Regions from separate parts of the Homo sapiens genome. Here regions 1 and 2 are each linked to region 3. Evidence: chromatin loops called from intact Hi-C (ENCODE). Cell type or tissue: PC-9. All regions are shown on one strand. Each heading gives the region's core, and the rest is flanking DNA. Links, peaks and the distances in the headings are about the cores only. Region 1 overlaps LOC643441 (a long non-coding RNA gene). Region 2 overlaps MAGI3 (membrane associated guanylate kinase, WW and PDZ domain containing 3). Region 3 overlaps MAGI3 (membrane associated guanylate kinase, WW and PDZ domain containing 3).

Region 1 (8,575 bases), core at 337-8,336, 250 kb after region 3:
CAAACACAGGCAACCAAAGCAAAAATGGACAAATAGGACCACATCAAGTTAAAAAGCTTCTGCAGAGAAAATACAGTCAGCAAAGTGAAGAGACAACCCACAGAATGGGAGAAAATATTTGCAAACTACCCATCCCACAAGGGATTAATAACCAGAATACATAAGGAGCTCAAACAACTCTATAGGGGAAAAAAAATTTAATAATCCAATAAAAAATGAGCAAAAGATCTCAATAGACATTTCTCAAAAGAAGACATACAAATGGCAAACAGGTATATGAAAAGGTGCTCAGCATCACTGAGTATCAGAGAAATGCAAATCAAAACTACAATGAGATATACTCTCACCCCAGTTAAAATGGTTTATATCCAAAAGAAGGCAATAACAAATGCTGGCAAGGACATGGAGAAAAGGGAACCCCATATGCTGTTGGTGGGAATGTAAGTTAGTACAACCACCATGGAGAACAGTTTGGAGGTTCCTGAAAAAACTAAAAATTTAGCTGCCGTATGATCCAACAATCCTACTGAAAGTAAACCCAAAAGAAAGGAAATCAGTTCATCAAAGAGATATCTGCACTCCTATGTTTGTTGCAGCACTGTTTATAATAGCTAAGATTTAGAAGCAACCTAAGTGTCCATCAACAGATGAATGAATAAAGAAAATGTGGGGCTAGGCACAGTGGCTCACGCCTGTAATCCCAGCACTTTGGGAGGCCGAGGCTGGTGGATCACGAGGTCAGGAGTTCAAGAACAGCCTGGGCAAGATAGTGAAACCCCGTCAGTACTAAAAATACAAAAAAATTAGCCAGGCATGGTGACAGATGCCTGTAATTCCAGCTACTTGGAAGGCTGAGGCAGAGAATTACTTGAACCCGGGAGGCGGAGGTTTCAGTGAGCTGAGATTGTGCCACTGCACCCCAGGCTGGGCGACAGAGAAAGACTCTGTCTCAAAAAAATAAATAAATAAATAATAAATGTCATACATACACATATAGAGTACTATTCAGCCATAAAAGAAAAGAGTGAGATCCAGTCATTTGCAATAATATGGATAGAACTGGAGATTATTATGTTAAGTGAAATCAGCCAGGCACAGAAAGACAAACTTTGTATGTTCTCACTTATTTGTGGGGTCTAAAAATCAAAACAATTGAACTCATGGACACAGAGTAGAAGGATGGTTACCAGCTGGGAAGGGTATTAGGAAACATGGGGGGAGGTGTGGATGGTTGATAAGCATTTAATGTAAAAAAACAGAATGAGTAAGACCTACTGTTTTATAGCACCATAGGATGAGTATAGTCAATAATAACTTAATTGTACATTTTTATTTTTATTTTTTATTTTTTTGAGACAGAGTTTCACTCTTGTTGCCCAGGCTGGAGTGCAGTGGTGCAATCTTGGCTCACTGCAACCTCCGCCTCCCGGGTTCAAGTGATTCTCCTGCCTCAGCCTCCCAAGTAGCTGGGATTACAGGCATGCACCACCATGCCCAGCTAATTTTGTATTTTTAGTAAAGACGGGGTTTCTCCATGTTGGTCAGGCTGGTCTTGAACCCCTGACCTCAGGTGATCCGCCCGCCTCAGCCTCCCAAAGTGCTGGGATTACAGGTGTGAACCACTGTGCCTGGCCGAATAGTACATTTTTAAATAATGTAAAGAGTGTAATTGGATTGTTTTTATAACTCAAAGGATAAATTCTTGAGCGGATGTGTTAGGAATAAGGCTCAAAATCCTAAGGAAATTGAACACTCAAACAAAGGATTCTTAGCGAAGCAATTTTACTTCTGTGCAGAGGGATGCCTCCTTGGCCAGTCGCCATGAGAGCACACCTGAACAAAGGGGCATGAGAGCCTTTATTCCTGACGCAAGTCCTGCCCCTGTACCCTTTCCTCATTGGCCGGGGTCAGGTGGTACAATCTAAACTAATCCGGTTGGCTAAACATATGATTTTTTTAGATAGGGTGGGCACATAAAATAAAGTGGAGAGGAAGGGGAAAGGGTGTCTGTAATGAGCTAGAAAGTCCTCTTTCCAAATAAGGAAAGGAATGTGAGCTGGTACTCATAACGCTTGGTACTGTGGCGTGCCTGCGCACCTAACAAAGGCAAAACGGAAAAAAAGGAGAAAAAAGGAGAAAAAAAGAGGGTGGGTAACTATGAATTAAAGAATAAAAGATTGATCAGATTATTTGAAGAGAAACCTCATCATATACCACAGATGGAAAAAAAAATTGGACACAGTCCTCTCAAACCCTGTCACTGCTTTAGGCTTCTGTAATATTCTAAAACCTTTGTGGTCATTTTAACAATGGTCACAGCATCTTCACCAGGAGTGGATTTCATCTAAAAAAAAAAAAAAAAAACAAAACAAACAAACAAAAAAACACTTTCTTGGCTCATCCATGATAAGCAATTCCTTATCCATTCAAGTTTTATCATAAAATTGCAGCAATTCAAAATGTCAAACTGAGGCAAAATTAGTGTAAGTAGAGAGTTTATTTGGGTCAAGTTTGAGGATTGCAACATAGGAGCATAGAATCAAATTGCCCTGAACATATGCTCTAATTAGCAGCAGGTATAAGTGGGTTTTTAAAAGAAAAAAGAAGAGCAAGTTCTGAAGGTGTTTACCAAGAATTTATATTAAAATAACATAAGCTATTCATTGGCTATACATTGTCCTTTGTATCACAAATTCCAGGAACAAGAAGATCATGGGTGAGGCAGCTGCTCAGAAACAAATGTCTTTCAACAATTACCCCCAGGCATGGGTAGGTATAAGTCTTTCTGGTCTGAGCTGTTTTTCTTTTCTCAAGTTACATCTTCAGGTTCCACTTCTAATTCTAGTTTTCTTGCTATTTCTACCATATCTGCAATTACTTCCTCCACTGAAGTCTTAAGCTCCTTGTCAACCATGAGGGTTGGAATCAACTTCTTCCAAACTCCTGCTAATGTTGATATTTTGACCTCCTCCCATGAATCACAGATGTTCTTAGTAACATCTAGAATGGTGAATCCTTTTCAGAAGATTTTCAATTTTACTTTGCCCAGGTCCATCAGAGGAATCACTATCTGTGGCAGCTATAGCCTTACAAAATGTATTTCTTAAATTACCAGACTTGAAAGTCAAAATTACTCCTTGATCAATGGGCTACAGAATGGATGTTGTGTTAGCAGACATAAACACATTAATCTCCTTGTACATCTCTATCAGAGATCTTGGGTGACAAAATACATTGTCAATGAACAGTAATATTTGGAAAGAAATCTTTTTTTCTGAGCAGCAGGTCGCAACAGTGGGCTTAAAATACAATTGACCCTTGAACAACACAGGTTTGAACTATGCAGGTCCACTTATCCATGGATTTCTGCTCAAGGAGAGGGAGAGATTGGGGAACTGCCAATCAGTGGAGCAATCAGAACACACAAATTCATCAATTAAGTTTGCTGTTTTATATAGGTACAGTCCATGGCACCCCAAAACAATCATAATAGTAACATCGAGTATCACTTATCACAGATTATCATAACAGAAAAAATAATGAACAAGTCTGAAATATTATGAGAATTACCAAAATGTGACACAAAGCCATGAAGTGAGCACATGTATTTGGAAAAATGATGCCAATAGACTTGCTCAATGCTGGGTTGCCACAAACCCTCAATTTGTGAAAAAAGCAGTTTCTGTGAAGCATAATAAAGCCAAGTACAATAAAACAGATAAAATATGTCTGTATTTGGAGATAGGGTCTTCTAAGAGGTAATGAAGTTAAAATGAGGTCATTTGGGTGGGCCCTAATTCCATATGACTGGTGTCCTTATAGGAAGAGGAGACTAGGACACGGACACACATCGAGAAAGATCATGGGAAGACACAGAGAGAAGGCAGCCGTCTGTAAGCCAAGGAGAGAGGCCTCACAAGAAACCAACCCTGCTGACACCTTAATCTCAGGCTTCTGGACTCACGAATTGTGAAAAAAAAAAAATTAATTTCTGTTGTTTAAACCACACAGTCTGTGGAATTTTATTATGGCAACCCTAAAAACTAATACATGTGCTTTACAATTTACAAAGCTTTTTCTCATAAACTCGTTTAAATGTCAAAACAATCCAGTTGCGCAGAGTATTATCCCCATTTTACTGAGGAAACAGACTCAGAAACTAATAGCCTAACGTCCCAGTGTTCATGCGTGGCAGATTTTGGCTTGGATCCAGACTTTCTGACTCCAGATCCCAGGTTCTTTCAAATGAACTCTGTTTCCTTTTTGCAAAGTGCTCAGCACCATCGTTTTCATGTTTTTCTGTCCATCAGCCATTTACAGGCAGGCTACAATCTGTTCCCTTAGTCTGGAGAGTGGCTAAGTGATGTGCTTAGGCTTACACAATGAGTTGGTGGCAGGAATGGTATTAAAGTGGCTCCTGAAATTCTGGGTCATTTTAAAGTGATGATTTCTTAATTTTCCTGTTCACTCAGCCAAATTCAAAGAGTCAAGGATTTTTGAGTAGCTTTGTTCCTGGTGCAGAACAGCCCCACCTCTAATGTCTACTTCAGGTGAGCCTGCCGCAGGTGATCCAGGAATTCAAACGCTGAGCACCTGAAGAATCTAAGTTATTTACAGGCCTCACTGCAGGGTTTGGCCCTTAAGGAGCTGTTTTGGGCCCTTAAGGAGCTGCTTTTGGCCCTTAAGGAGCTGCTTTTAACTGTCACCACCTACTGGGAGGATAATTGACCAGGGAACTGAGTTCGTCTGTGGTTTGCTTTCAACTTAAAATAGTCATATCTTTTCCTGAGAATATTGATTGAAAAGTTGATATCAAAATAAGCAAAGGAGCTACACTAGCAAATTTCAGTGAATGAGGCTTTTTCCTCTTTGGGGGAAGGTGAAAGTGCATGATAGGTTAGTGAGCAAGATTTTAAAATGATTTTCTTATTTAGTGCACAAACAGCAGGAAAAGATACCAGAATACATGAAAGGGGAAATTGTACCCACCATCCTCCCACCCCATTTTTTCTCTTTTTTGGTGTGTTTTTCTTTATCCAGATATACATATAGTTTTTACCACTGCACTCATGGCAGAGATGAGATTTTATATTTTCACTGAACATCATAATATAACCATATTTCCAAGTCACCACATAATCTTCATGATTTTTATATATATATATATATATATATATATATATATATATCTCCTCATGATTATATATATCCTCATGATTTTATATATATATATATATAATTTTTTTTTTTGAGACATGTGTGCCTTTATTAGCTGAGCCACTGCTTGAGGGGGATGAAGCAGGAGGAGTGGGTGGCCCTGAAGCCGGCTGTGCTTCACGGGCTTGTAGGTGATGGAGAACTCGCCCAGGTAGTGGCTGATCATCTCCGGCTTGACCTCCACCTGGTTGAAGGTCTTGCCGTTGTAGACGCCCACCATGCTGCCCACCATCTCGGGCACGATGATCATGTCCCGCAGGTGAGTCTTCACCACTTCCGGCTTCTCCATGGGCGGCACCGCCGTCTTGGCCTTGCGCAGGCGCTTCAGCAGAGAGTGCTGCTTCCGCCGCAGGCCCCAGTTCAGCCGGCACCACTGGTGCGCACTGTACAGCTGTATCAGCTGCTCGTAGGACATGTCCAGCAGCTAGCTGCTCGAGGTCCACGCCGCAGCAGGTGAACTTGCGGAAGGTCCGCTTCTTCTTCTGCTCTACCTCTGCCATCTTGCTGGATCCTCAGAAAAATGATTTATATTTTTTAATGGCCACATAATATTACTTGAAATGATGCAACCATCGTTTGTGCAACCAATCCCTTTTCCTTAGTCATTTAGGTTGTTTCCAATTTTTCGCTTCAGGTGATACATCCTCTTCGCAGACAGCAGAAAAACATCAGATTTGTGATTTAATTGGGAGTTTTCTGGGATCGAACAGTGGCTTCGTTTACAGGTGGGTTGCCGAGCGGCCATGGTAACTGATGGAGCAGTCACTATGGCAGTCAGTAGGGCTGAGTGGGAAGGGTGCCCTGGGAGCCTGGAAGCGTGGGAACCAGCAGGGCCGCAGTCGTCCATTTCCCACCCAGTCTTTCCTGTCTCTCGGGGATCCCTGGCAGTTGCTCAGCTGATGCTGAATTGAGAAGCAGCCTGTGAACATGAAGGGTATATGGCAGAGGATCCCAATTTGGCTTCTGCAAGAAGTAGAACCAACAATGAGCTACCTGGGGAGGCCCTGTGCCTCCGACTCTTGCTACTCCTTGGAGCCTCGGGTCTCCGAGAATAAACACCCAGTATACTCTAGGGACCTAACCGCTAATCCCAGGAGCCCGAGCTAAAGAGAAATAGTGTGTTTTGCTTGTTTCATCAAGCTGAAGTCTGGCTCACCTGATCCTGGCTTATTTTTTGCTTCTCTGCAACTTCTGCCTGAGGGGACAGGCAGTCCCAGCGTATACACAGCCTGGGCACAGCCCTCCAGGTCCTGCTGGGGCCAGAAATTCCTTCTGGCTTTACCACTTCTCATCCTGGTGCTTATTGCCTGAGCCCTTTGGGAAAGGCACCCTGTAGATGAGAATTGCTGACAGTTTGGGGGAGTGAAAACGTGCAGGAAGGCAGAGGATGTTCCCGTTGCGTTTAAGATCAGCTGTATTTGGAGAGAATTCAAAATGCAAGCGTACTTATACAGTCATTGGAGGTCAAGTTAATTTATTGCCTCCTGGTTACAGCATCAGTCCCGCCCCTTAGAACGAGCTGAATTTTGGAGTCTGGTGGCCAGGCAGAATCCTATGGAACCTTCTCCAGCATCTTCTTCATGGTCGATCTCAAGGTCACTCAGGGCTTGTCTTGACTAGTAATAATAGAAGAAGCCAGCACTTTTAGAGTCTCTCTTGCTTAGTACCCTATGAAATGCTTTACATACAATATCTCAATCCTCACAAGAACCCTATAAAGAAAGGATTATTGCTGCCTCCATTCTATAAATGAAAAAACTAAGATTCAGAAAGGTCAAGTAACAAACCCCAAGTCACAGAGCTGGTAAGTGGCACGAAAAAAAACTCAGATTCGGGCAGGCTTGCATGTACACTCTCCCTGTGAGGGATACTGCCTCCTGCTAGCCTAGCCACAACCAAAGGAAAGTAATAATAGCTCAACCCTTCATCAGTGCCAGGCACTTTGCTAAGGTGTTTGCTTGCGTTCTTCTAACTCTTGAATGAGGAAACTGAGAATCAGAGAGATTAATTCCTTTCCCCAAAGTCACACAGCTAGTATGACAGAAACTATTTTCCTCTAAAATCTAATTTCTCCTTATTGTACAGTAGTAGACCCTCATTTTTAGCTGAGCATGTGGCCTTCTAGAGTTATGACTACATTCTCCAGACTCTGTTGAAGCTAGGTGTCCATGTGACTAAATTGTGGGCAATAGGATATAAGCAAAAGCGGTATGTGCAACTTCCTGGAACTCTCAGCCTTCTCTCCGCTGCTGAAATGCAGACGTGACAGCTTGAGCCAGAGGGTGCCAGCCAGTGCCATGATGTGACCAAGGCCATCAACAGCAGAGCCGCAAGGGAGCAGGAGCCTTGGTCCCTGAGGACATGCTGGAGCTAACTTGGGAATCCTGAGGTGGCCACCTCCAAAATGTTACATGAAAGAGAAAAGTAAACATCTAACTTGCTTAAGCTGCTATTGTTTTGGGGTTTGTCATTTACAGCCAAACCTAATCCTCATTAAAATAGTGGTGGAACTGGAATTTGAACCAGTTTACTCCCAAGACCAAACTTAACCTCTTTGACATATTATTTCTACTGTAAAACTCTACGCCCACACCAGTTCATCTTTAAAAAAAAAAAAAAATTTATTTTCTCACATTTCTGGAGGTTAGATCCAATATCAGTGCGCCACCAGGGTTGGTTTCTGATGAGGTCTCTCCTTCCTCATGGTGGGTGGCTGCCTTCTGGCTGTGTCTTCATATGGCCTCTTGGCTATTCTTGTGTGGAGAGGTTCCCTGGTGTCTCGTCCTCTTCTCATGAGGACAACAGTCCTGTGGGATAAGGCCTTGCCCTTATGACCTCACTTAACCCTATTACTTTCTTATAGACCTTATGTTTACTGGTTTATTATAAAGGATACAGATGAAGAGACACATAGAGCGTGGTTTGGGGCTAGGAGTGTGGAGCTTCTGTGTCCTCTCTGGATGCACCACCCTCCATGTGTTCAGCTATCTGGAAGCTCCTGGTTCATCTTATTACCAGTGTCTTCCATTCCCTTCCTTTGAGGAGTCAGTCAATATGTACCAAGTGCCAGGCTCTGTGCTAGGGAATAAACCAAAAATATAAATATGAATGAGGCTTGGTTAGTGCCCTCGAGGAGCTGGCAGTCCATCTTGGAAGACAGATGGCTAAGCTAATAAATGAAAGACAATGCAGTGAGTCGTGTAATAAAGACATGGGCCCAATGTTGTGGGAGCCCAGAGGAGTGGCTCACTGCCCCCGGGGTCTGGGAAGGTTTTGCCGAGAGTGCAGCAGACAAGGTGGACGTGCTAAGTGGCTGCTGGAGTATGAAATGTATTTGCTTCTCAGTCACCAGTACATT
Region 2 (8,575 bases), core at 424-8,423, 62 kb before region 3:
TATCCTTAGAAAAGCTTCCTTGCAAGATTAGCCCTTGGCTAGCCCCTGGGATTCTGGATTTTGGGAGAGTTCCTACTATTCCCTGATAAGAATATCTCATTTTGCCTAAATTGTGCAAACAATATGGTTTACTTTTCTTTGGGAGTCTGGAAATCTGGTATGTGCTAGGCTAAGGCTGCCCATGTGACAAGCCTCCATAAAAATCCTGGCCACTGAGTCACTAATGAGCTTCCCTGGCATATGACATTTCATATGTGTTGTCACAACTCAATACTGGAGGAGTTAAGGGCATCCTGTGTGACTCCACTGGGAGCTTGAGCCTGGATTCCTTGGTCTTTGCACCATTTGCCTTTTCCTTTTGTTGCTATAAATCAAAGCTATTAGTAGGACTATGCACTGAGCCCTCTGAGTTATCCTAACAAATCACCACACTTGGAAGTGGTCTTGAAGACCTCTGACACAGTATGCCATATCAGATAATAGTCTCATTATTTTGGGATAATGAAAATTATCAAACATTTAACAGATTTCCATAAAAAGTCATATCAAAAAGAAATTTAATAGGAGTCATTAAGATTTTGACTTTGAACTATGTTTTACAATAATTACTTCTATCCAGTAGTTACTATAGACTTCCCTCATGGGGCAAGAAAGCAAAAAGATAATTAATTATGAGAAACCCAATCATACTTTGAAGCTATGAACTAGGTCTCAGCCTCAAAAGTAATGGAATTATTCTTAAGAAATCTCATTTCCACCCCTCTTCCCCCACCCCCAAGTTCACATAAATCCCAATCGGCATACTTCTAAGAACAGGTTTCTGGAGCTCAAATATTACATTTTAATAGCCCAAATTCTTGAGGCTTTGGTTTCTGTTTTCATAGAGAGAATTAGGGTGATGTCAGAAAGCATCAGTACCCCCTTTTATTTCCCTCCAAAAATAATGTGTAGTTCGTAGTAACGGGGGAAACAAACTTGTTATTCATTCCTCTGAAGAAATATAACTTGGAGACAATATATATCCAAAAATTGTCCAGCTGCCTCTTGCATTACCTGTTTTCATTTTAAAATAATCACTGACAAGAACTCTTAAACATTTTCTTAGAATAAGCATATTTTATACAAAATATTAAGTAACATTCTAGATAAATAAAATTATTTTAAATTAAATGGATTAGATTTAAGATCCCTATGGAGACAAAACACAATACACATGTTTTTCTATTACAGAAAAATGTATTGACCTAAGGAGCTTCAGTAGCAGCTGCACTGCACTTTGGAACAATTCTGTTAGCTATAGAAAGAATAGGCGCATCACTCAAACTTTAAATCACAGTCTGAAAGGAAGCAACTAATAAATGGGAATGAGGATGGAGCAGGAGATCTGTTAATCTAATTATAGTTGAAAGGTTTCAATATCTAATCAAACATCTACATTAAAGATACTAAAATTATGCTTTTATTGTACTATATGTAGACACAAAAAAAACAGTAAGGTTCCTTTCTGATATGATTTTAACTACCTTGCTTTTCCCAACTCCTAAAATGTATATAAGGAACTAAGTATGAGGTAAATCATAATATTCAATGGAAAGCCACTGCTAATATAAATAAAAAACATCTCATTACTACTATTGAATTTATAAAGCCATACTCAGAGAAATATCAAAACACAGGAAACCAGTCAAGTTGAACACACTGAATAAAATCTATAACCATAAATCTGAAACCACATTCACTCATTCAGTCATCATAAATGAACCACCATGGGAACAGAAAGATAGACTCTTTGCACTCTAGGAGCTTAGGTGGAGTAGAAGGGGAGACAGGTCAGCAATGTCAGTGGTGTGTTATTTGTATTACCACAGAAACCAGTAAAATAGATTCAGGGGCTCAAAACAGGAAGGGGTCAATTTTAGAGATATTGAAGTACATGACAGTGGAGAAAAAAGTTTCTTACATGCAATGAGGAACCATTATAAGATTAAGAGAAAGGGTATTAGGAGGATCAAATTTCTGTTTTAAACCCATAGATGTGGAAGACATAGTGAGAGAAAGAGGGTACAATAATTCAGGCCTTAAGGTAGAGGGAATCTAGGATGACTCCCACATATTCAGTTGGTGGAACAAGACAGAGAATGCAGGAGATATCAGGTTTTGTGACTCAAATCTAGTGAATTTGACATGTTATGGGACATAAAAGTATAGATAGATGCTTACTCTGAAGCTAGACTTAGAAGCTAAGATCAGCCTAAAGATTTTGAATTGGTAGTATCAACATATGGATGATATGTGAAGCTACAGGCACAAATGAGGTAATCCAAGACAGCTACCAGAATGAGAAGAAAAACAAAAATATAAAACCCTCAAGGACACTAAAATTTTAAGGGGGAAGGGGAGAGAGATTAGAAAAGGTAAGTAAATATGTACTTTGCACCTTTGTGCCTACTAGGTATCCTAGGCATTTCCATTAATGTTATTTCTCCACTAGGGACTCAACAGAAACAAAAATGAAATATACTTTTTTTCTCTATGGTATTAACTATAATGGTGATTTTCTCAACTAGGTGAAATTTTGCTCCCTAGAGACATATGGCAATGTTTTGAGGCCTTTTTAAAAAAAATAAATAAAACTTTTATTTTAGAAAAGTTTTAGATTTACAGAAAAATCGTAAAGATAGTATAGAGTTCCCATATACTACACCAATTCCCCCTATTATCAATATATTATATTACTATGGTATATTTTTCACAATTAATGAACCAATATTGATACATTATTGACTAAAGTTTATATTTTATTCAAATTTCCTAATTTTTTACCTAAAGTTTTTTTTCCCCTTTTCCAGGATCGCATCCAGAATACCACATTACATTTACTTGTCATATTTCCTTAGGCTTCCCTTATCTGTGACAGTTTCTTAGACTTTCCTTGTTTTTGATGACCTTGAAAATTTTGAGGAGTAGTAAACAGGTATTCTGTAGAATATCCTTCAATTGTAGTTTGTCTCATGTTTTTCTCACGATGAGACTGGGGTTATGTGTTTTTGAGAGGAAGACGAGTAAGGTAAAGTGCCATTCTTATTACTTCATGTTAAGGATACACACACTATCAATATGATTTATCACTGCTGAAGTTAACTTTAAATACCTGGCTAAGGTAGTATTCATCAGATTTCTCCACTGGAGCATTATTTTTCCCTCTCCTATACTGATTGTGCTCTTTGGAAGGAAGTCACTATGGGTAGCTCATACCTAAGGAGTGGGGAGTTATGTCCCACACCTTGGGGGCAGGTAGTTACATAAATTATTTGGAATTCCTCACAGGAGATTTGTCTACTTCACTTCAATTTATTAATTTATGAGATCATTTATTTATATCAATATGGGCTCATGGATATTTGTTTTATACTTTGGGTTATAATGCAATACTATTCTATTTATTTTTTTTGCATAAATTATTCCAGATTTGGCAGTTGAGAGCTCTCCTGTTAGTTTCTGTGTCCCTTTGGCATACTCTTATAATTGTGGGGGATTTTTGTCTTTTTTTTTTTTTTTTTTTTTTTTGTGAGAACTTCCTTAGTTTCTGGCACTACAAAATGCTCCAGGCTCATCTTGTAGTTTTTTCCAACCCAGTCCTAGAATCTGCCATTTCTAAAAGGAGTCCTGGTTCCTTGTGTTGGAGAATATTAGAAACCAAGATTTGAATGTAAGGTCTGCTTACTGCTACTGAGCAGTCACTGCTTCTAGACCTTGTCAGCTGACAGAACAAGGAAATATGTGTGTCTATTAATCTATGTACTATATACATATTGATAAATATCCCATCTGTACCTACATGAAGTTAAACATGAGTTCACTCTTCTGTTGGAGATAGAAGGATGATGATTTTTCTGAAAGTCGTGACAATTTTTCATTGTCACAAGGGAGTGGTATACGCATCTAGTGAGTGTAGCCAGAGATGCTGCTAAACATCCTATGGTACACAGGACAGTCCTCCAGAACAAATTAATTACCCAGTTCAAAATGTTAACAGTGCCAGGCACAATTGATCTATAATAGTACAATTCAACAACCTGCACATGCCTACCTCTGTGGAATGATTTCAATAATCAGTACCACGGATCATCATGATACACAGTCACTACATATACTGTCTTTTAAACTAAAAGGTAAATGTAACTTAAGCCTTAAATAATTCCCTCACTCAAGAACTATGAGTTTGTTTTTATAATAGTGACTAAGCACACAGGCTTTGGAATCAGACAAAACCTGAATTTTGAGTCCTACCTCTGTCATGTATTTACCAGCTGAAAAAATGGTCTTGAACAAAATACTTCTCTCTCTGAACCCAATGTTCCTTATCTGTAAATGAAGATAACATCTATTCCATGAGGTTGTGTTAAGGATTAAATGAGATAATCATGTAAAAAGCTGGTGTGCTGACTGGCACAGAATTTGTATTCAAAAAATATTCAATCATTTTTGGAGGTCATATATAAATAAAAAAACTTTAACGTTTTTAATGAAATGAAGTTCTTGACTAATTTTAGACAAACATTTGAGAAGAGATAGTAAAAATTCATTTCCTAGTCTTCATTCTCTCAGTCTCTTTAGTCAAAGCTCTACATCAAGCCATGCTACTAGTTTACAGATCAGATTCCAATACAACAAATGTCAAATCACAAAACTCAATAGTCCCAAACATTATAGATTAGTTAACTATCACAACAAAATGGCAAACATCAAAGGCCTTTGGAAGTTTGCTGCCGTGAGATCAAAAAAAAAATTTTTTTTTACCATTTTTACTCAAGAAATGGTTTTCTCCTTCTCATATCTACATTTTGCCACTGTGAGGTTCATCACAAGAGAAACTTTTATTCAGAAACCAAAATCAACATCTATTCAAAAAGCTATATTGTATCCACACAGATTTACTTACAAAGATGCACAATATATGCCTTAAATGTCAGGTAAGGGCAATAAGGGCACTGACCCAGAACTACTAGATGTGAGAATTTAGTGAAGTATGAAAATTCCTCTCTTAGTTTTCTTCAAATTTTACACTGTAATATTATTCTTTCCCATCTTTCATATCCTGGAGTTACATTCTAGGATTGGAATTTGGATTTGTGGTTTAAGAAAACTACAAGGGTACAAATGTTGCTTTTCTTTTTTATTATTATACTTTAAGTTTTAGGGTACATGTGCACAATGTGCAGGTTAGTTACTATATGTATACATGTGCCATGCTGGTGTGCTGCACCCATTAACTCATCATTTAGCATTAGGTGTATCTCCTAAAGCTATCCCTCCCCCTCCCCCACACCCCACAACAGTCCTCAGAGTGTGATGTTCCCCTTCCTGTGTCCATGTGATCTCTTTGTTCAATTCCCACCTATGAGTGAGAATATGCGGTGTTTGGTTTTTTGTTCTTGCGATAGTTTACTGAGAATGATGATTTCCAGTTTCATCCATGTCCCTACAAAGGACATGAACTCATCATTTTTTATGGCTGCATAGTATTCCATGGTGTATATGTGCCACATTTTCTTAATCCAGTCTATCATTGTTGGACATTTGGGTTGGTTCCAAGTCTTTGCTATGGTGAATAGTGCTGCAATAAACATACATGTGCATGTGTCTTTATAGCAGCATGATTTATAGTCCTTTGGGTATATACCCAGTAATGGGATGGCTGGGTCAAATGGTATTTCTAGTTCTAGATCCCTGAGGAACCGCCACACTGACTTCCACAAGGGTTCAACTAGTTTACAGTCCCACCAATGGTGTAAAAGTGGTCCTATTTCTCCACATCCTCTCCAGCACCTGTTGTTTCCTGACTTTTTAATGATCGCCATTCTAACTGGTGTGAGATGGTATCTCATTGTGGTTTTGATTTGCATTTCTCTGATGGCCAGTGATGATGAGCATTTTTTCATGTGTTTTTTGGCTGCATAAATGTCTTCTTTTGAGAAGTGTCTGTTCATGTCCTTCACCCACTTTTTGATGGGGTTGTTTTTTTCTTGTAAATTTGTTTGAGTTCATTGTAGATTCTGGATATTAGCCCTTTGTCAGATGAGTAGGTTGCAAAAATTTTCTCCTGTTTTGTAGGCTGCCTGTTCACTCTGATGGTAGTTTCTTTTGCTGTGCAGAAGCTCTTTAGTTTAATTAGATCCCATTTGTCAATTTTGGCTTTTGTTGCTCATTGCTTTTGGTGTTTTAGACATGAAGTCCTTGCCCATGCCTAGGTCCTGAATGGTAATGCCTAGGTTTTCTTCTAGGGTTTTTATGGTTTTAGGTCTAACGTTTAAGTCTTTAATCCATCTTGAATTAATTTTTGTATAAGGTGTGAGGAAGGGATCCAGTTTCAGCTTTCTACATATGGCTAGCCAGTTTTCCCAACACCATTTATTAAATAGAGAATCCTTTCCCCATTGCTTGTTTTTCTCAGGTTTGTCAAAGATCAGATAGTTGTAGATAGGTGGCATTATTTCTGAGGGCTCTGTTCTGTTCCATTGATCTATATCTTTGTTTTGGTACCAGTACCATGCTGTTTTGGTCACTGTAGCCTTGTAGTATAGTTTGAAGTCAGGTAACGTGATGCCTCCAGCTTTGTTCTTTTGGCTTAGGATTGACTTGGCGACGTGGTCTTTTTTTTGATTCCATATGAACTTTAAAGTAGTTTTTTCCAATTCTGTGAAGAAAGTCATTGGTAGCTTCATGGGGATGGCATTGAATCTCTAAATTACCTTGGGCAGTATGGCCATTTTCACGATATTGATTCTTCCTACCCATGAGCATGGAATGTTCTTCCATTTCTTTGTATCCTCCTTTATTTCATTGAGCAGTGGTTTGTAGTTCTCCTTGAAGAGGTCCTTCATGTCCCTTGTAAGGTGGATTCCTAGGTATTTTATTCTCTTTGAAGCAATTGTGAATGGGAGTTCACTCATGATTTGGCTCTCTGTTTCTCTGTTATTGGTGTATAAGAATGCTTGTGATTTTTGTACATTGATTTTGTATCCTGAGACTTTGCTGAAGTTGCTTATCAGCTTAAGGAGATTTTGGGCTGAGACAATGAGGTTTTCTAGATATACTATCATGTCATCTGCAAACAGGGACAATTTGACTTCCTCTTTTCCTAATTGAATACCCTTTATTTCCTTCTCCTGCCTAATTGCCCTGGCCAGAACTTCCAACACTATGTTGAATAGGAGTGGTGAGAGAGGGCACCCCTGTCTTGTGCCAGTTTTCAAAGGGAATGCTTCCAGTTTTTGCCCATTCAGTATGATATTGGTTGTGGGTTTGTCATAGATAGCTCTTATTATTTTGAGATATGTCCAAGGGTACAAATGTTTTGCCTCATCAGTCAGCAGACCACTCTGAAGAAGACAGAATGAAAAGAACAGGCTTTAAAAATCTTAAAATTTATGCCCAAAAACATATTTTTATTTCTCTCCCTTACAAATGCAACAAACTACATGTTGAGGAGAAAGAATAAAAAGAACACAAAGATCTGTAGATGGTTTTGTAGTGACTAGTTCTCCCTCTAATTTTCAAATAGAACACTCCAAAATATTTAGATCTTTAAGTGGTTGCTGCAGTAATAGAGTTAATTATTCTCTCTTCAAGGCCTGTGATTTTACAATTAAAGCCAAGCTAAGAGAGGTCTAAACATTATAATAGAAGATTAATGTGCTTAAACATCAGTCTTTGTATGACTTTGATTTTATAAATCTAACACTGGACATACAGAAAAAAATGTTTTGCTTTATTATGACTCCCGTAGTCCTGCAAATATATATGAGTCATTTTTACCCATTTTGTCTTGCCCTAAGAATAATTATTTTACTGATTTTAAATGTGAAAAAAATGTTGGCATTTGAACGTTTTCAAATTACTGTCTTTTCCCCCTTAAAGAACTAAATGACCTCTACATTTAAAGAGAAATAAAGAAGACTTAAGAGGAAACCTTTGGTTATGTAAGGGAGTTTGGGGGAAGAGGTAAAGATCATAATCACAATAATGCTGTTTAATGTGCCACCCCTGGGAGCAAATGCTCCTGAAAGGTGACTTTTTCCTTCATTAACTCAACTTTCACTGAGTCAAAACCATTTAAGTTATAGCCCAATATCAGCTTCAGTAAATTCATTAAATGTCCTATCTTAGAAATTAAATTTTATGGAACTACTATTTATCTAGTCATTTGTAACTACCCAATAAGAAATCTGCCAGATGATCTGACCCAATCTTTTAATTGTACAAGGACCTGTTCAAGGTTGTCTAGAAAGTTAATACATGGAAATTAACTGTATTCAATTTTAAACCTTAGCCAATCAAGTTAGCTTAGATTGTGAGGTCCAAACCCAGCCAATGGGGAAAGGACACAGAAGTGCTAGGAACTTTGTTAGGGATAAAAACCCCTGCCATACCCTGCTCGGTGTGCTCTTGTGACCACACCAGGTATGAGTGGCACCCTTCTTCAGAAGTGAATTGCCTTGCTGAGAAAGCTTTTTGCCAGAGTGCTGATTCTTCTTTGCAGCACGAAGCATTTGTTTCTAACAACCATCTTTTC
Region 3 (8,575 bases), core at 356-8,355:
GTAATCCTCTTAAGAACAGAATATATCTTCTTCACCACTGCAATCCTACCACCAAGAACAGGAACTAGCACTTAAAAGGTACTCAAATATCGGTCATTTAATTGACAAAATCTATGAAAATTACCATATAGTCCTTGCTGAGGACAAGATGAGAAATGTACGGGGCAGCACATGACCTCCATTCTCCAACTTAATTCAGTATTTCTTATCGAATAAGACATAGAAATGTCTGCTTATCAACCTGTTACTGTCGTATAATCTCAAACACAAATTGACTTTCAGATTAATTGTAAGGGTCAAATGGGAAATTGTAGATTTGTAAAAAAGAGATAATGATGGCTCTGCCCTCCTCCAAATTCCTTTCCTGAAAGAAAAGTCTGTTTACAGATATCAAGCAAATGAAAACCTGCCAAATTTTGATCTCTTTCAACAATCATGTTGGTTTAATTCCACTGAAAAAAAGAAATATGACTCAGAACAATATAGGAGCCAGTCAGGCTCCTTCTCTTCCCCTGACTCATGACTGCGTACTAGCGAGCCAACTTTAAGCAAACACAACCTAGTAAAACACAAAGGAGCTTGGAAAGCCTTTGCATGAATCAGCTCAAAAACATGTGTATCCAACTCAACTCTCATATTAATTCATACCTATTCTTACTAATTCCAAAAGTTTTTAATTTTCTCTTTGGTTTCTAGATATAACCAATCGGCCTGCAAATAAATGGGAACTGTATCTCCTTTTTTCCAAAAGCCCTGCTTCTAATTTCTGTTATGTTTTATTGCATTGTCTAGAACTTGGAAAAAAAAAAAAAAGGCTGTATCCGCAAGCCTCTTTATTTTATCCTATTTTCATAGAAATGACTCTATCATTTCATTATATAGCAAGATACTGGGATATTGGTTTGGACAGAAATTCTTCTTTGTTTTTCTTTAACTGAAGAAGTCTTCATCCAAACCATTAAATACTTTTATAAAGAATGAATATTGAGTTTTATCAAACTCTTTTGTGGCATTAAGATCACCATGTGGTTTTTCATTTTTAATCTAATATTCACCTACTTTTTAAATTCAATGTATAACTTATGTTATGAAATGTTCTTTTAATATCCTGCTGAATCTGATTTGCTAGAATTTTATATTGACTTTTCCCATCCATATTCATGACTGAACTAGGTCTGTATTACTACTTTTTGGTACTTTATCAAATTTGAGATTGAAATAAAATGAACTGGATAGCTTTCTATATGTATATGGGTATGTTACAAAACAGTTGGATATAGAAAATTATTTCCTAGAAAGCTTACAAGAATGTGTCTGTGAAACAACTTAGGTTGTTTTTTATGTTTGAGAGGGAGAGAGAGAGAGGATGGGTTTCTAAATCTCACTATTAAAGAAAAAATGGGGCCGGGCGTGGTGGCTCACGCCTGTAATCCCAGCACTTTGGGAGGCTGAGGTGGGCGGATCACGAGGTCAGGAGATCAAGAACATCCTGGTTAACATGGTGAAATCCTGTCTCTACTAAAAATACAAAAAAAAAAAAAAAAAAAAATTAGCCGGGCGTGGTGGCGGGCGCCTGTAGTCCCAGCTACTCGGGAGGCTGAGGCAGGAGAATGGCGTGAACCCGGGAGGCAGAGCTTGCAATGAGCCGAGATCATGCCACTGCACTCCAGCCTGGGCGACAGAGCAAGACTCCATCTCCAAAAAAAAAAGAGAGAGAAAAAAGAAAAAACGGAAGAGGTTATTTGACTATGCAAGTCCTTATTTAATCAGAAAATACTGAGTACCTCTCTCTGTGCTAGGCAAGAATAAGCAAAACAGCCATCAATTCTACCATCAAAGAAATTATGATATACTTGGGGAGAAAGAGACATAAATACCCAGAAATAATTGTTAATAGTGTTAAGTATGAAAACAAAGTATAAGGAGCTATGAGAGCAGATGGCACAGGGACCCAAACCTAGTCTGTGAAGAGTAAGGTTCAGTTTCCCCATGACATGAAACTTGAGTAGAAATCTAAGGATTAATAGAAATTAAGTGTTCAAAACACACAAAACAAACAGGACGTGCAAAGGTCCTGGTGCAAAAGAGAACAGTATTAGATGAACAGAAAGAAGATCAATATGGCCAGAGTGCAGGAGCCCAAGGGAAAAGAATGCAAGGCCTGGATGGCAAGAAACAGGTCAGATCAGGGAGGACTGGAAGACAAGTTGAAAGTATCTATCTTTATCTTGAGAACAATGGGAAGCTATTTAGGGGAATTTCAAGCAGAAGAATGACATAATCACAGTCTTCTATTTCTCTAGCTGATTTTTATATCTGCTAGGAAATTTTAGATTTCATCAAGATTTCCAAATATATTACCACACAACTCTGCATAGCAGTCTCTCACACTATTTAGGATCTCTCCCTGATCCTCTTTTTAACTTTTTAAATGATTTCCCCCGTTCTTTTTCTTTTCCAATTAGATTTGCTGTAGGTACTCATATATTATTGGGATTTTTCAGAAAGTCCACTCTCGAATTTATCCTACTGTATTTCTATGTCATTTTTATTATTTCCTTCCTCCAGCTTATTTTTTTATTTCTACCCTGACCCACTATTTATCTTTTAATGAACAAGAGGTAATGCCCAGAACTATGACATCTATTCTGGACCACACATTAATTTTTCACGTATGCCTTCTCTGGTTCTACTTCTTGTTTATTCTGTACCTAATCTCCAATACTACATACTTCAGATTCATGTTTCTGGCTATATTTTCAACAATAATATCACTATTTCCCTTTTTCAAGGTTGATAAGGATGATGATGACTATCATTTACTGAGCATTTACTATACACCAGGCACTGTTGTAAGAACTTCACATGAATCCATTTAATTCTCATTGAAATTCTGTGTAATACAAGAACAGAAAACCAAATACCGCATGTTCTCACTCATAAGTGGGAGTTGAACAATGAGAACACATAGAGACAGGGAGGGGAACATCATACACCGGGGCCTGTCGAGGGATGGGGGGCTAGGGGAGGGATAGCATTAGGAGAAATACCTAATGTAGAGATGGGTTGATGGGTGCAGCAAACCACCATGACATGTATATACCTATGTAACAAACCTGCACATTCTGCACATGTATCCCAGAACTTAAAGTATAATAAAATAAATAAATAAAAGAAATTCTGTGTAATAGATACTAATCCCTATTTTATAATGAGGTAACTGAGACAAGAGAGGTAAGGTAATTTGCCCGAGGTCACACAGCTACTAAGTGAAATTAAAATGTACGGACAGGTCATACTTGTTAGCTTGACTCCAGAGAGTAAGCTGCACTGCCTCTTATGGGTAAAAAGTAGTTAGCCTTTCTTCTCTTGAACTGAATCAGGCTAAAGACTGAGCTAAGCTACCCCTAAAGGAAGAAGACCCTGAAAACTAATTTAAAACAAGCAAAATATGCATCCCAAATAATAATTATCAACCAAATGGCTTTTTCAGTTTTGTTATTTATAATTCTATTTGAATTTCATCTACATAAATGGCTTGCATAATTCCTGTTCTTACTCATTTAGTGGCATACTGTTAACCTAATAGAAGATCAGTTTTGGTAACTCTTCTAGAGATATCTGAGGTATATGCTCTGTTTTTTGAGAATAATGTTTAATATAGAAAAGGGTCAGCATAATTATATTATTTCCTATGCACCATTTCTTATCTACTTGCTATATTATGGACATAAAGTGGCATGCTAATACTTCCCACAAGGGGAAGCAGTAGATAGCATGATGGTTAAGTGCACCAGCTCTGAAATCAGATTGCGTGTTGCTCTCTTCTCATACTAATGTGTATATTTAGCTCCTTGACAACTCACTTCACCAAGTATTATTGTTTAAAGTCTTAGCCATAAAGGCCTATCATAGCTAATTATCCCTAAAGAAGAATACAGGCATCAGCCAAATCAAACAGAGCAGAAACTCCCCAAATGGGCTATCTCCACTATGTAAGGGCTAGCTCTACATTTCCTGTTTAAAACATGCAGCTGCCCACAGGCAAGCTAAATCAAACAGACTACTCCAATAGCAGTATGTCTTCACATTCTGTTTTACCAAGTTATGTTCATTCTCACTGCTTTTATGCCAATTTGTGATTATGCAATTTAATATTTAATTAAATATTATGAAATATGAGTACAAAAAGGGTGTTTCTATGAAAACAGATAAATGTTTTGGGAAAACACTGAAAGCTTTGGAAAGGTAAATCTCAAAATGTTAGAAAAGAAAAATTGTTATAAAAAATATAAAAATCGAGTAGGATTCCATACTCAGTTTGCTAAGCTCTTGTTCTACTTTATGGAAATTTGAATTGGAAACAGGAGACAAGCATTATATGTTGTTTATGCAAGAAAGATGACAGCAGTCTCCAGTCAGTATATGCTTTAAGTTAAAAATCAAATGCTCATGAAAATTTATATCAATTTATGTAATTCCCTATCTTAATTGTCATTTTCAATTAATCAACCATTGGCTCCACTTGTATCCTATACATACAAGAGAACACTAGGTGGCATTCAGGCTAGGCTGAGCTGGTCTGCTTTCCCATGAAGAACTTGTAACATATGTGCTTATATACTTATAAAGTATATCATGCAACTGCTTACTTATAAGGGTCTGACTTTTGCGTGCACAGTGGAATGTATCAATTTGCTGGTCAACTTATTAATTCCACTCTTGCTTGTTGATGGATAATCAAAGTAAGATTTCCTGCTATATTGCTTTGGGGATACTGAAGGAAGAAAAAACCTCTTTATTTCTTTGAGTAAAATTTCTTCACTGAGTCTTTCTAATCTTGGGTTTTCCTTTGTCATGTTTTCCTTGTTTCCCCCTCATCCTACTTTAATCTCCTTTTTGGCCTGTGCCACTTTGCTGAATGGGCAAATCACCCTAGAGGTTATTTAATCCTATTCAGGTCAACAGAGAAAAAAGTATACAAAACAACAACTGCATTTGTGGGGTTTTTTCCCACTATAAAATATTTTAAAGTAGTTGCTTCTAAGAGGCTGTCATAGATCAACCTTTATTGTCAGTGCAAACTCACAGTACTGCATTCCCATCATAACTTTTCTCAATAGATTATGAAAAGATATCAAATAAAAATTAAAATTTAAGGGAACAATGAGGCTTCAGTGTGTGTGTGTGTGTGTGTGTGTGTGTGTGTGTATGTCTATGCACATAAGTTAATCCAACAAAATTAACACATAAATACTTGGCTAAATCTGATGTCCTAATGGAGTAGTTACAGTGAAGTCCCATAGAGAGATCATCAATCTTTAGAACATAATTCAGACTAAAATTCTGCAATGAAGCAGCTTTCGGATCAAAACTCCAAAAATAAATGAATGCCAAATGACTTCACTGAACCTTAATCCTAAACAGAAGACCTTATGGCTACTACATACCTTGACTTACTAAAAATTACTTCCCCTTCCTGAAAGGGGAAATTGGGTGACATAAGCAAGGTCCTTTCTTTGCAGGAAAAAAACAAAAAGGAATCAACAGTTTGCCCTGCTTCTGCTCAGGAAAGAAAGATATTGTGATCTCTTGTTCTTTATTAAGCAAAGAATATCACTCCAGAGCAAAAAGTGGTCATTTCAGCATGTCTGTAAGCAGCACTTATAATGGAATGCTTCAGAATCCCTTTTGAGAGCTAAGGAAGTAATTGTGAAGAAACGTTTATTATCCATCCACCCTCATTTACCTAACCAGTTGGGTGATTGCCAATGGAAGGTGGGTAGACAGGAGAAAAAAGTAATGTGTACAGACACACTGCCATAGCAATTAACATCACATTTATTTCTACTACATGTTTACCTTTTCTAGAAAACATGTACAAAAATAGAAAAGACAATGTTGCAGAATAAAAACCACTGCACAGATGAAATTGTTAATAGTTGGGATTATTTTCTCTTCTTAATGCCGTGTTCCCCAGGGAAATATACATATAGTTGCTTGATCATACTACCCATTTCCACCTCCAAAAAAAAAATTCCCTCCTTAATTGATGTCTATTTCCTTATAAGGAACAAAAGTCTCAAAAATAACATTGTTCCAGCAATGATCTTCCTTAGGACATTTTCGAGAACACTTGGCATCAAAAAGTGAGTCTTATGGTGTACCATAAATGAGAAGGGTGATAAAACTGCATATGTAGGGAGTTTTAAAATATATAATATTGTGTACAATTTTAAAGATTTATAAATCTGCACAGTTTTGATTATTTTCTTTAACATATATAAATTATTAAAACAAATCCAAGATGATGAAGAGTATCTGAAGAAACCAGAGAAGAAAAATAGTCAACTATCTGTATACTCTCAAAGCTGTTTACGATGAGATCAATTTTACAGGTTAAAGCCTGTAATAAGCCTTATAGAAAGTTTATCAGTCCATTCTTCAAGCTAACATAATCCTGATAACAAACGGAGTAAGGATAGCTTCCTCTAATACACATGATGGACCAATTTCATTTATGCAGATATACTGAAAAATTTTTCTTTTGAAAAGTTAAAAATTCCTTTATTTTTCATTCCTGGTACCACTACCACAATTTACAGGGCAATATACTTGATGTAATGAAAAGAAAAAGAAAAAGACAAAGCTACAACAGATAAAAGACCTCAGGAATGTACATCTAATTGACACTACATTGCATTAATCAATAACTGCACTTTTTGCAAACTGTGGCTATGACAGTCCTGAACAAGAAGGGTTTCCTGTTTAAGCTGCAATAACTTTTCTGACTATGGATCATCGTTCCTTCTGTGGCAGATTTTTACAGTTCCTCTAATGCATTTGGGAGGACTGTCTCAAAGTAAGCTGCAGTTTTCCTGACAACTCCTCGCTCTCTCTCCTACTAAGAACTGTAGCCCTTTTCTGCTGTTTTTCGAACCTTCTGCTACCATATCCACCACTTCCACCACCAGATCCATAACCACCACCATAGGGACTGCCCGAGCTTCTTCCACCAGAACTGTCCCCTTTCACGGGTCCATAATTTGATTGCTGTTGTCCACTATAATTTCCAAAATCATTATAGTTCCCACCACCACCATAGTTACCACCGCCAAAATTTCCTCCTTCATTGTAACCATCATATCCTCCACCACCTCCACCATATCCACCACCTTGGTTTCCATATCCTGGTCCACCACCACCATAGCCCCCTCTACTACTATAACCAGGACCACACCATAGTTGCCACCATCACCTCCAAATCCATTATATCCACCATCACCTCCTCCATAACTACCTCTGCTGCCACCACCTCCACCACCATAGCTCCTCCACCACCTCCAAAGTTTCCTCCGCGACCCATAAAATTGCCAGATCCACCTCCACGACCTCTCTGTGATCCAGCAGACTGCATCTCTTGTTTAGAAAGGGCCTTTTTCACTTCACAATTATGCCCATTAATAGTGTGGTATTTCTGAACAACAATTTTATCAACTGTATCATGCTCATCAAAAGTTACAAAAGCAAATCCTCTTTTTCCCACTCTGCCTGTCTTCCGTAACTTCTATGGTTTCAATTTTGCCATACTTTTCAAAGAAGTCTCTCAAATTATATTCTTCTGTATCTTCTTTAATACCACCAACAAAAATTTTCTTCACTGTTAGATGGGCACCAGGCTTTACAGAATCCTCTCTAGAAACAGCTGTCTTTGGTTCCACTACACGCCCATCAACCTTGTGTGGTCAAGCACACATTGCTGCATCCACCTCTTCAACACAAGAATAAGTCACAAAACCAAAGCCCCTGGAACGTTTTGTTTGGGGGTCTCTCATTACCACACAATCTGTGAGTGTGCCCCATTTCTCAAAATGTTCTCTTAAACTATCATCTGTAGTTTCAAAGCTCAGACCACCAATAAACAGTTTTCTCAACTTCTCTGGTTCCTTTGGATCATGGCCCTCCATTTTGAGACCAGACTCGCCTCTTCCAACTCGAGTTCAATATCGATATACTGAAAAATTTTTTAATCAGCAAACTGAATGTTGATAATAAACTCAATCTATTGGGAAAAAAAAATGCACTTGCAGATAATTTATCCAGAATCTCCAGGATCTACTCTGTTCTGGATGGATGTCGTCTCCAACGGTCTGGAAATTTTAACCCCCAAATGTTAAAATGATGAAAAAATATAGATCCAGCCCCAAATCTTCTAAGTGAATTCATTTGTTTTTTCTTAATATTACATGATTTAAGGATTGAAGCCTCTCTCTCTGTCACACACACACACACACACACACACACACCATAAAAGTAATGCAACACTTATAAAGGATTTATTTGCTGCCTCAAAGTAAGACTAAACGAGGAAATTCACCACTCATGCATTATCTGCTATTCCACTGTGACGTCATTCTCATCAATTACGATCAGCAACTTCTTATCTATTTTGCTTAGACTAGGCATCTATGTCCTCATTAACTTTTTACTATCCAGCATATCACATTATTGCCCCCTGATATTGCAAAATATTCTTTTTTTTTTTTTTTTGAAATGAAGTTTTGCTCTTGTTGCC

What was found. A loop is a pair of places that touch in the nucleus more often than their neighbours do. Peaks named below come from ENCODE experiments on the same cell type or tissue, not always from the same donor. Only the 100,000 strongest peaks of a DNase experiment are listed, where the experiment ranks them.
Region 1: a loop joins it to region 3, with 3 times the contacts of the local background. A loop is called at or near these places in 4 of 110 quality-filtered maps.
Region 2: a loop joins it to region 3, with 2.2 times the contacts of the local background. A loop is called at or near these places in 2 of 110 quality-filtered maps.

The regions. Positions count from the first base shown.
Region 1 is chr1:113,195,967-113,204,541 of GRCh38, reverse strand. It overlaps LOC643441 (a long non-coding RNA gene), which reads left to right. Exons shown (of 3, transcript NR_038846.1): 2 at 2,700-2,769; 3 at 5,852-7,761. It also overlaps the pseudogene RPS15P1. Among named protein-coding and RNA genes, the nearest start is that of LRIG2, 130 kb to the right of the region's middle. RefSeq lists an enhancer at 5,520-6,025. In PC-9, for the core only: no CTCF peak of the experiment used is centred there; DNase peaks (open chromatin) are centred at 2,751, 4,571 and 7,681; H3K27ac peaks cover 1,171 bases.
Region 2 is chr1:113,511,383-113,519,957 of GRCh38, reverse strand. All of the region lies in intron 1 of MAGI3 (membrane associated guanylate kinase, WW and PDZ domain containing 3), which reads right to left. Among named protein-coding and RNA genes, the nearest start is that of MAGI3, 130 kb to the right of the region's middle. In PC-9, for the core only: no CTCF peak of the experiment used is centred there; a DNase peak (open chromatin) is centred at 4,267; H3K27ac peaks cover 1,212 bases.
Region 3 is chr1:113,449,092-113,457,666 of GRCh38, reverse strand. All of the region lies in intron 1 of MAGI3 (membrane associated guanylate kinase, WW and PDZ domain containing 3), which reads right to left. It also overlaps the pseudogene LOC100421402. Among named protein-coding and RNA genes, the nearest start is that of MAGI3, 63 kb to the right of the region's middle. In PC-9, for the core only: CTCF peaks have their summits at 4,336 and 4,541 (motif pointing right); DNase peaks (open chromatin) are centred at 516 and 4,536; H3K4me3 peaks cover 893 bases; H3K27ac peaks cover 1,098 bases.